2 separate regions of the Homo sapiens genome follow, and region 2 is linked to region 1. Evidence: chromatin loops called from intact Hi-C (ENCODE). Cell type or tissue: chondrocyte. All regions are shown on one strand. Each heading gives the region's core, and the rest is flanking DNA. Links, peaks and the distances in the headings are about the cores only.

Region 1 (5,388 bases), core at 4-5,003:
CCTTAAACTTCTTAGTGTTTCTGAAACTTCTAAAAAAGGATTCAGTTAATTTATAATGTTTAATAATATTATACTTTTAGAATATTTTGTTTAAATATCAGATAGTTTTGGAGATAATTTTGAAATTTTTTTTATGGTCAGGATTATAAAAGAAGATTAAAACCTTAGAGGTGATTTTTCCAGTTTCTTAGAATATAATGACATAACTGTGTGCTATTTCCATTTGATTATTTTCACTATTAGTTATTATGTATGACTAATAAAAGCTCTCGGCTTAAAATTATTTTCTTGTGGTAAAAGTAGTAAAATAAAAACCAGAAATTACTCACCAGAACCTTGTATGAGTTGGCTTTTTTACACATCAACCACATCAACATGTGCAGTTAATGAATTATATTTAGAAACATTAGCAGCAGTGTGGTATGGGATAAAGATTAGTGATCCAGAAGTAAATAGATTGGCTTAAACAACAAGATGACTTTGGGAGGTCACTTCAATCGTATTATAATTGAGAAATTGAATTTGGACTGGAGGATCTATACTACTCATCTAGCTAAAAAAATTATCCCTTTAATGTGAAGTACTGCTATGATTTTACTGAAAACTTTCTATGTTATATATTACTATATGGGATAGCTATATTAACCAGATTTTTAAACAAAATAGCACCCATTTTTCAATCATATAGGCAGTTCAGTTTATTACATGTATATTTTTCCAATATAAGCAGTCAGAAAATTGCAAATAGTACTACAGGGAATTGTTATTCCTAAGGGAGACTGCACATTTGCCTTGCTGCCTTCTAAACTCTAAAATAAAATCTCATTTTATCACATTACTATTTTAAGGCATAAACACCACATGATGTAAATACTCATATAAGAAAAGATGACAAAAGTGAAATAAAATAATACTTGCTAAAGAAAATTGGTTAAGTGGAAAAAATTATTGGGTTGATAGAGGTGGTGGCACAGAATAGGTTGGAGGTCAACAAAGTAATTATTAGAAATGAATTTTTTTCTTTTTTGCCACTTGCAGTGGCTCCCATTTCTAATCCTAGCTACTTGAGAGACTGAAGTGGGAGGATGGCTTGAGCCCAGGAATCCGAAGCTGCCGTGAGCTATGATTGCATCACTGCACTCTAGCCTGGGTGACAGAGTGACACTCTCTCTAAAAAAAGAAGGAAAGGAAATTTTTTCAATTTTTTCTTTCTTTCCTTTGCTTTTTTTTTTTGAGACAGAATCTTGCTCTGTTACCTAGGCTGAAGTGCAGTGGTGCGATCTTGGCTCACTACAACCTTTGCCTCTTGGGTTCAAGTGATTCTCCTGCCTCGGCCTCCTGAGTAGCTGGGATTACAGGCGCCTGCCACCACACCCGGCTAATTTTTGTATTTTTAGTAGAGACGGGGTTTTGCCATGTTGGCCAGGCTGGTCTCGAACTCCTGACCTCAGGTGACCCACCCACCTCAGCCTCCCAAAATGCTGAGATTACAGGCATGAGCCACTCGCCCGGCCAAAAGGAAATTTTTTAAAACTAAATACAACAAGAAGATTTGTGAGTTAATACGACATGTCATCTGGATTTCGACCTACCATCATTAAGAAATGTTCTTTTTCTAAGCATTTATTACTAATATGAAAAATAAGGCCAACAGATTGTTTGAGACTAGATTTCATAATATACTTGTTATATCCTGATGGTATCACCATTGTTTAACATCTAGTTCTTCCCTTTGCAGGTTCAGTAAATTGATTTGATCATTTCATTTGATATGATTAAGACTGGAGAACTGATTTTAAGTCACAATGTGTTTACTGTTCAGCACTGTTCAGAATTGTTATACCTTGTAGTATAAAGGTGCCTGAAAGCCTAATCATGAAGGCTTATTTATTTATTTTTTTATTGATCATTCTTGGGTGTCGAAGGCTTATTTTTTAAATCAAATTTGGATGGCTTTGGTACCATCCACGTAGACAAGAGTAATTATCTTGGCCAGGCATGGTGGCTCACACCTGTAATCCCAGCAGTTTGAAAGGCTGAGGCAGGCAGATCACTTGAGGTCAAGAGTTCGAGACCAGCCTGGCCAACGTGGCAAAACCCTGTCTCTAATAAAAATTAAAAAAAGTAGCTGGGTATGGTGGCGTACACCTGTAGTCCCAGCTACTCAGGAGGCTGAGATAGGAGAATCACTTGAACCCGGGACACAGAGGTTGCAGTGAACCGAGATTGTGCCACTCTACTCCAGCCTGGGTGACAGAGTGAGACTCTGTCTCAGAAAATAATAATAATTATTATTATCTCACAACTGGAGAAATGCTATTGCAGGAATACTATTGCCCTTTAATTTACACTTCTAATGTTACTCTTTACTATTTCAATAAAATATCACAAATTTATAAGTTATTTTTCATTGATTACTAATCAAAATATATACCGAACTATCTTCGTACTCTGCTATATGTATTAAGACACTCCCTTCTGACAATTTTAACCACTTCTTTCTTGAAATACAATTTTGCTAGGAAAACATGATATGTTAATGTTAAAAGCAACTCTGTGGCAGTGCTGTGGGAGTTACTAGAAGACCTTTTGGTAAGGGAGTCAGAGAGGTAGATTTTAAATTGGATTTTTGAAAAGGAAAGGGGATATTTCAGGCAGGGGAAAAGTTTCTTCAGTGGCACAGAAGAACAAACGTATCATGGTATGTTAGTCACTTTGCTGGGATGATAATTCATGAAGGGGAATAGTGTATGGTCTAAACTGGAGAGCAGGGACAATCTTGTTTCTTGGTATTCTTACTTTGTAGCACAGTATTTGCTACATTGGTGCTAAAAATGTTAATAAAGTCATATACATTTTAAGGGCATACTTTCACTCATGCTAGATTGTCAGAAAATGTTCTGTAAAATTAATGAATAGAAAAGAAAAGGAAGGATGAAGTGATTTAAAGGCAGAGAAAAAGGATGAAAGGTAAATTGTTGCCAGATTGTAGCGTCCTCTAGTGGCAGTCTAAATTCGGACTTTATTCTGTGTCGGAATCTTCCAGAAGAGGAGTGGCATAAAAAAATTGATGCTGTGCATCAGGATAAACGGACTTAACTGTAGTGTGAGAACAGGTTTGAAAAAGAAAAGTTTAGGGCGGGGGAGACCACTATTGGTGGTCTAATTTTAATATTTCAAACAGCTGCGTATTATAGCTAGGGTGTTTGGACGGTTGTCATGGAAATAAGCCCCGCCCCTTAAGCTGCGTCCTCTCTTTGACCTGTCAGTGAGGGAGGGACAGTCCAGGCAGTTCTGTGCGTGTTCACTGTTTAGTAGTACTCAAAACTGCCAGTGTGAGAGGATTTGGAAATCACTGGATCTGCTCAATACAAAAATGTTTTTTCGAGTCTTTCTCCATTTTATCAGGAGTCATTCTGCCACTGCAGTGGATTTCCTTCCTGTGATGGTGCACCGGCTCCCAGGTAGAGGGTTTGCCCCTTTCTCTTCCTCATCCTCCTCTTCTTGCCAGTCTGCGCTTAGAATTCTGTGCCTCTTTCCTGAAGGTTGCTGGGAGCTTCTGAAGCTTTGTGTCCTGTGTGGCTCAGATGAGATAGCAATTCCGCAGAGTCCTGGAAGTTAAAGAAGGCTGAGTTAGGATTGTTTCCTCATGGTCAGGGAAACAGCCTTCACATTTGTATATTTTATGCAATATTTAAGGCAGGATTCAGGGACTTGGTATTCTTTGGGATTTGCAATAAGAAGAATATTCAATATTTAGGCTTTTCTAAATTGAAAAATCACTGCCACACGTTCTAATGTAATTGTTTGGTTTCTCTATTTGCATTTTGCGGGGACTGCCTTAAAACTCATTTATGTTTTATAGCCTTCTATTATAGTTACCATTGTTACATGATTTTATGTATAGAAATTGGCTGATCTAGAGCTTTCAGAAATCATACTAATATGCACTATAAATTTTAAAATTACTTAATGTAGTAATTTAATGTTTGCAGTATGCAAGGGAATGTATTACGTACTGGAAGGAGAGAGGAGACAAACACCAGACCCTGTACTCAAGGAGTACTGGTAGTATCATTTATCATACAAGACAGATAAGATAAGGTCCATATGAGAGCTATAAACAGATGCTGTGAGTTCAGACTAAGGAGAATCAGTTCTTGCTGTAGGTAAGGGGAATGCTGTGTTTATAAAGCAAATGACATGGCAACTGGATCTTGAAGGATGAGTTAGGTGAGTAAATTTCATCTGAAGGAGTTGGGAAATATCCTAGATGAAGAAAATTGATTGGCGGGGGGGGGGGAATTAAACATTCTATTTTGACATGTTGAAAGTCACCTGCAAGAAGTAATTGATGAAATTAAGAGACTAGATGAGATTGCCAAGGGAGAGTGCTGAGATTAAAGATCCAAGGTAGGACCTTAGGAACATTCATGAAGTGGTAAGGGGGATAAGGAGCCCATAAAGGGAATTAACATTTGGAAAGCATCCACTATCTTTATATTTGATTATGACAACAGACATAAACAGGAAGTATTAACCTCCTTTTATTTCCATTTTATCATGGAAAAACCTGAGGCTCAGAGACATTAAGTAACTTGCCCAAGGTTGTCAGCTAATAAGTAATAAAACTAGCAGAATGCAGAGAGTAGTTATAGGGCAGCAGGAAAGTTAGAATAGGACAATGTCTCAGAAGCTACGAATAGAAAGGAGTTTAAGAAAGTGTTAATGTCAAATTCTATGGAAACTTTGAAGAGCATGTAGCAGATTACCAGTAGCATGCAATAGAGTATACAACATATAGACATGTAAATATTTTCTACAATGTAAAATGCTTTAAATTTGTGTATCTCTACTTAGACAAATGCCCAATCAGGCCATTCAATTTACTTAAAAAAGTAAGATGAGTAAAATTACATACCTGACCTTAGGGAATTTATTTTAATCTGAGAATAAGATAAATGGTGCATAATGTTAATAAAAGTAGAGTAACATAAATACCTGAGAGTTTCCTTCTCTATCTTTTCAAAGCATCCTCTTTGTACTTCTGATACTGTAGTTCCCAGATTTTAGTATGCTTAAGAATACCTGCTTGTCCTTCCCCAGAGATTCTGATTTATTAGGACCAGAATGGAGTCCAGGAAACTGCATTTTAGCAGTAACACCAGGTATTTCTGTTGCAAGTAGTCCTCATACCAGACTCTGAGAAACAATGCTGAAATAAAACACAGTGTCAGTGATCTGTTTACTAGGCAGTCAGTTCTTTTATTTCAGGATTCTAATGCTTTTTATTCTCAGCAGTACCAAGTACTTCGTCAACTGAATAAAATAAAGGAGATATTACACCTTATTGGACTGATCATTAAAAGCTATGTAAATATAATAATA
Region 2 (5,388 bases), core at 196-5,195, 60 kb before region 1:
TTTGAACTTCTTTTATTACTTTCTCTTGCCTAATTGCTCTGGCTAAATCTGTATATAATTTTGGAAAGTATTGCCATCTTTACTACATTTAGTTTTGTTTTTTTTTTTTTCAGACGGAGTTTTGCTCTGTCGCCCAGGCTGGAGCGCAGTGGCATGATCTCGGCTCACTGCAACCTCCGCCTCCCAGTTTCAAGCAATTTTCCTGCCTCAGCCTCCCAAGTAGCTGGGATTACAGGCGCGTGCCATCATGCCTGGCTAATTTTTGTATCTTTAGTAGAGACGGGGTTTCACCACGTTGACCAGGCTGGTCTCGAACTCCTGACCTCAGGTGATCCACCCGCCTCAGCCTCCCAAAGTGCTGGGATTACAGGCGTGAGCCACCGTGCCCGACCTACCTTTAGTCTTCTTGATCAAGAGTATTTCTCCATCTGTTTTAGGGTTCTTTTTTTTTTCTAAATAGTTTTATCATTTTTCTGAGTGACTCTTTTATTACTAAATTAGGTTATTCCCAATATGACCTTTCTATTAGAAATGGGATTTAAAAGATTATGCTTTCTAACTTATATCACTTATATATTGAAGTAAAATTATTTTTTATGGATGTATGTAATGTTTTGCAATTTTGCAGAATTTACTTATTTGCTGATAAATCTTTAGTTTCAAAAATTTTTATTATATACAAGCCAGGTATGGTAGCTCATGCTTGTAATCCTAGCACTTTAAGAGGCTGAAACACAAGGATTACTTGAGCCTAGGAGTTTGAGACCAGCCTGGACAAGATAGTGAGACACCATCTCTACAAATTTTTTTTTTTTTAAATTAGCTGGGCATGTGGTCCTAGCTACTCAATAGGCTAAGGCAGGAGGATTACTTGAGGCTGGAGTTTGAGGTTATAGTGAGCTATAATCACACCACTGCACTTCAGCCTGGGCAACAGAGTAAGAACTTGTCAAACAAAACAAAACTTTTGTTATATACAAATGGCCAATAAGCACATGAAACGATATTCAAAATCACTAATCATTAGGTAAATACAAATCAAGACTACAAACAAGATAGCACTTCACACCCATTAGGATGGATATATTTAAAAAATTAAAAAACAGAAAATAACGTGTTGGTAAGGATGTGAAGCAACTGGAACCCTTGTGCAATGTTGGTGGGAATGTGAAATACTGTGAGCTCTGTGGAAAACAGTATGATGATTCCTCAAAAAGTTAACAATAAAATCACCATATGATGCAGTAATTTAACTTATGGGTATATGCCCCAAATAACAGATAACAGAATCTCAAAGAGATATTTGTACACCCATGTTCATAGCAGCATTATTTACAATAGCTAAAACATAGAAGCTACCCAAGCATCCATTGATAGATAAACGGATAAGCAAAATGTGGTCTATACGTACAATGGGATATTATTCTGCCTTAAAAAGGATGGTTGTAATCCCAGCACTTTGGGAGGCCGAGGCAGGCGGATCACGAGGTCAAGAGATCAAGGCCATCCTGGCCAACATGGCGAAACCCCGTCTCTACTAAAAATACAAAAATTAGCTGGGCATGGTGGCAGGTGCCTGTAAACCAGCTGCTTGGGAATCTGAGGCAGGAGAATCGCTTGAACCTGGAAGGCGGAGGTTGCAGTAAGCCGAGATCGCGCCATTGCACTCCAGCCTGGGCAAGACTCTGTCTAAAAAAATATAAATAAATAAATAAATAAATAAATAAATAAATAAATAAATATTTAAAATAAATAATTAAATATATGATATATATGTTTGCATATATAATGTAAATTATATATTAGTGGTGTGATCATAGCTCGCTATAACCTCAAACTCCATACTCTCTCTCTCTCTATATATATATATGTATATATGTAATATTTTGCAATTTTGCAGAATTTACTTATTTGCTGATAAATCTTTAGTTTTAAAATATATATATATATATATATATATATATATAGAGAGAGAGAGAGAGAGAGAGAGAGAGAGAGAGAGAGAGACCTAGACCACAAGAGCAGATTTTGATAAACTAGTCCTGAAGTATCTCTTTCTTTCCACTAGGGGGAGCAGATTTCCTGCTTCTCATCCAGTCTCTCCTTCACCGGAGGTTGCACCCTTTTCCCCCAACTCCAAAAAAAGAAAAATCACGCTTCTATAGCTGAGATTTTTTTCTTTTCCTTTTTTCTTTCTTTCAATCACATGAATTTCAAAAAACTATTGGAAGAACTGTCTAATTCTCACTTGTGTGTAAAAAAAAAAAAAGAAAAAGGAAAAAAAAATTTTACAAATCAAAAAACTGTTGGGCAGAAAGTTTGGGGAAACTAACCAGAATTCAAGTGTAACCCTGGTGTGATTTAGAGTTAGGGGAGAGAACAAGGAAAATCTTACTAGGGCTCCATTTTTAAAAAATCACAATTCCTCATGTAGTAGATTAGCTGAGACTAACAGAAAACCAGGAAATAGAAGCAAAAGGGAGATGCAGCTTCAGCAGAGCCGAAGTACACCAAGTGAAAAATGGCTAGAAACTGGGAATGAGGCTGGGACACATGCACATGACCTGCCCTCCAGATAGAGACTTTATTTGTTTTGACTGATTGATTGACACAGGTTCTTGCTCTGTCACCTGGGCTGGAGTGCAGTGGCACAATCATGGCTCACTGTAACCTTGAACTCCTGGGCGCCCGTGATCCTCTTGGCTCAGCCTCCCAAGTAGCTAGGGCTACAGGTGCACACCACCACGCTGGGCTAATTTCTGTATTTTTTGTAGAGGTAGATCTTGCTATGTTGCCAAGGCTGCAGGTACAGATTTTAAAGGAGGATTCAACCATCCAGCTATCAGACAGAAAGCAGAACCAAAGGAAATCCTCACTCACTCTGCTTGGTAACAAACACTGAATCTGAATAGCTATCACCCTGTTCAAAATTGAGCACGGAGAAAAAAAAATCAGCATGGGACCTATTAAAAAAACAAAACAAAACTATAAAACAAGTGAAAGAAAAAAGTATAATAGAGGTTCAGAAGTTTTGCATAGGTCCAAATGATTTTTTGCGGAAGCCAGGAAAAAGTTCTAGGAAATTGTTGGGTATCTTAAGTGGAAGTGAGTGAGTCATGAGCTCTGTAACAGAAGAAGATGAAGGTAGGCTAAGATGGAAGATAAACTAGGTGTGATGAAAGAGGAAAAAGAAAAGGAAGGGTTGAAAGGAAATGAAAAACACAGGATAAGGAGTAAAAAAGCAAAATTAATTCTGTCAAATTAAAATTAGCAAAGGAAGACAAATGTAAATAAATTTCTCAGGCCAGGCACGGTGGCTCATGCCTGTAATTCCCGCATTTTGGAAGGCCGAGGCAGGCGGATCACCCGAGGTCAGGAGTTCAAGACCAGCCTGGCCAACATGGTGAAACCCCCGTCTCTAATAAAAATACAAAAAATTAGCTGGGTGTGGTAGTGGGCACATGTAATCCCAGCTACTTGGGAGGCTGGGTCAGGAGAATCGCTTGAATCCAGGAGGTGGAGTTTGCAGTGAGTGGAGATCGCACCATTGCACTCCACCCTGGGCAACAGAGTGAAACTCCGTCTCAAAATAAATAAATAAATAAAAATAATAAATAAATAAATTTCTCAGATGCAGAGGATAAAGACAAAGACCAAAAAAAATGCTCACGAAAAGACAAAGATGCATATTCAAAAACATTCATCAACATTGTTACTTCTGATAGAAAAGAAAATCGAATCAAGCTAAATGTGTAACTAGAGGACCAATTAAATAAATTGTAGGATATTCATACATATAAGGTAGGTTTCCTTTTGGCTGCAAGCAGAAGAATACACACCCACTATCTCCCATTAAAAGAGTACTACCACAGAATCGCTCATAGAAAAAGATGTCTGGGTAGGCAGGTCCAGTTTTGATGCAGCGGTTAAGGATGTCATCTCAGACTAAAGTTCTTTCTGCCTCTCTGTTCTCATCCTCAGCATGTTGGCCTGTCACTTTTAGGCTCGTCAATTTGTGGTCACAGTACAGCTGGAATGGCTTCAAGTACCACATTCTCCTTTGATTGATTCAAAGGCAGGAAGCAGGGTTGCAGGTAGGGCAGTAAAAGCCTTGGTCGTCAGAACATCTTTTTCATCATTCCCTGCAGACTTCTTTTTAGAGTTCATTGATCAGAGCTGGCACATTTGGCCACCTCTTGCTGTAAAGGCTTAGGGAAACGAGTGTCTGCTGTTCTCAGTCTCTGCATTAACAAGGGAGAAAGGGGCTGGGGATGGCCTCTGGGTGGTCAAAAATATAACATGAGTACTCCATTGCTATTCAAAATGATATACATCAATCTTTGACTGCATCTCTGATTATTTCCTTAAGATAGAGTCTTGAATAGGAATTTCTAGGTAAATCATCATGAGCCTTTAAAAAGTCCTGGTTATGTCATGCAGTTGATTTCCAGAAAGCCAACAGAAATAGATATGTGTCAACATGTATATCTCCTGATGCCCGCACCAGTACTGAGTGAAAAACTTTGCTGAATGTTCCTGTTTGTCTGAACTTAAAAGGAGCACATGCATAGAACAAAGAGCCAGCATTTGTTAAATAGCAAAGATAAGCTCATCGAAACTAAGATAAAATAGGCCAGGCACGGTGGCTCACACCTGTAATCCCAGCACTTTGGGAGGCCGAGGTGGGTGGATCACTTGAGGCCAGGAGTTCGAGACCAGCCTGGCCAACACGGTGAAACCCTGTCTCTACTAAAAATACAAAAACTATCAAGGCGTGATGGTGCACATCTGCAGTCCTAGCTACTCATAAGGCTGAGGCAGGAGAAACACTTGAACCCAGGAGGTGGAGGTTGCAGTGAGCCGAGATTTGTGCCACTGCAATCCAGCCTAACCAATAGAGTGAGACTCTGTCTCAAAACAAAAAAAGGAAAAAAAGCCTAAGATAAAGCAAGAATGTTTCCTGTCCTCCCTCATTTCTGTTTAACAGAGATACTAACCATAGAATCATTGGATTCTTAAAAAAATGAGGAACAAATATAGGGAAAAAATAACAATACAGCAGGATTTTTGGATGACATGATCATAATTAGACCATGCAAGTAAAAAAAAAACACCTAAAAATCTATAAGGGAAATAAGGGGGGAGTGGAGAAATAGAAGAAATGAGATAAGCAAAATGTCGATAATTGTTGAAGCTGGATGATGAGTATTTGTGCAAGTTTTAAACTTTTTATAATAAAAGTTGTTTTTCCAATCTTATTGTGTTAAAATATAAATAACATAAAATTTACCATCTTAGCCATTTTCAAGTGTACAATGCAATGGTATTAAATACATTCATAATGCCATATGACCATTACCACCATCCAGCTCCAGGACTCTTTTCACC

What was found. A loop is a pair of places that touch in the nucleus more often than their neighbours do. Peaks named below come from ENCODE experiments on the same cell type or tissue, not always from the same donor. Only the 100,000 strongest peaks of a DNase experiment are listed, where the experiment ranks them.
Region 2: a loop joins it to region 1, with 6 times the contacts of the local background. A loop is called at or near these places in 70 of 110 quality-filtered maps.

Annotation. Positions count from the first base shown.
Region 1 is chr11:112,172,226-112,177,613 of GRCh38, forward strand. It overlaps TEX12 (testis expressed 12), which reads left to right. Exons shown (of 5, transcript NM_031275.4): 5 at 1-331. BCO2 (beta-carotene oxygenase 2) reads left to right here and starts at 3,287. Exons shown (of 12, transcript NM_031938.7): 1 at 3,287-3,464. The coding sequence starts at 3,377. In chondrocyte, for the core only: a CTCF peak has its summit at 3,003 (motif pointing left); no DNase peak of the experiment used is centred there.
Region 2 is chr11:112,111,549-112,116,936 of GRCh38, forward strand. No RefSeq gene overlaps it. Among named protein-coding and RNA genes, the nearest start is that of SDHD, 27 kb to the left of the region's middle. In chondrocyte, for the core only: CTCF peaks have their summits at 2,084 (motif pointing right) and 2,290; no DNase peak of the experiment used is centred there.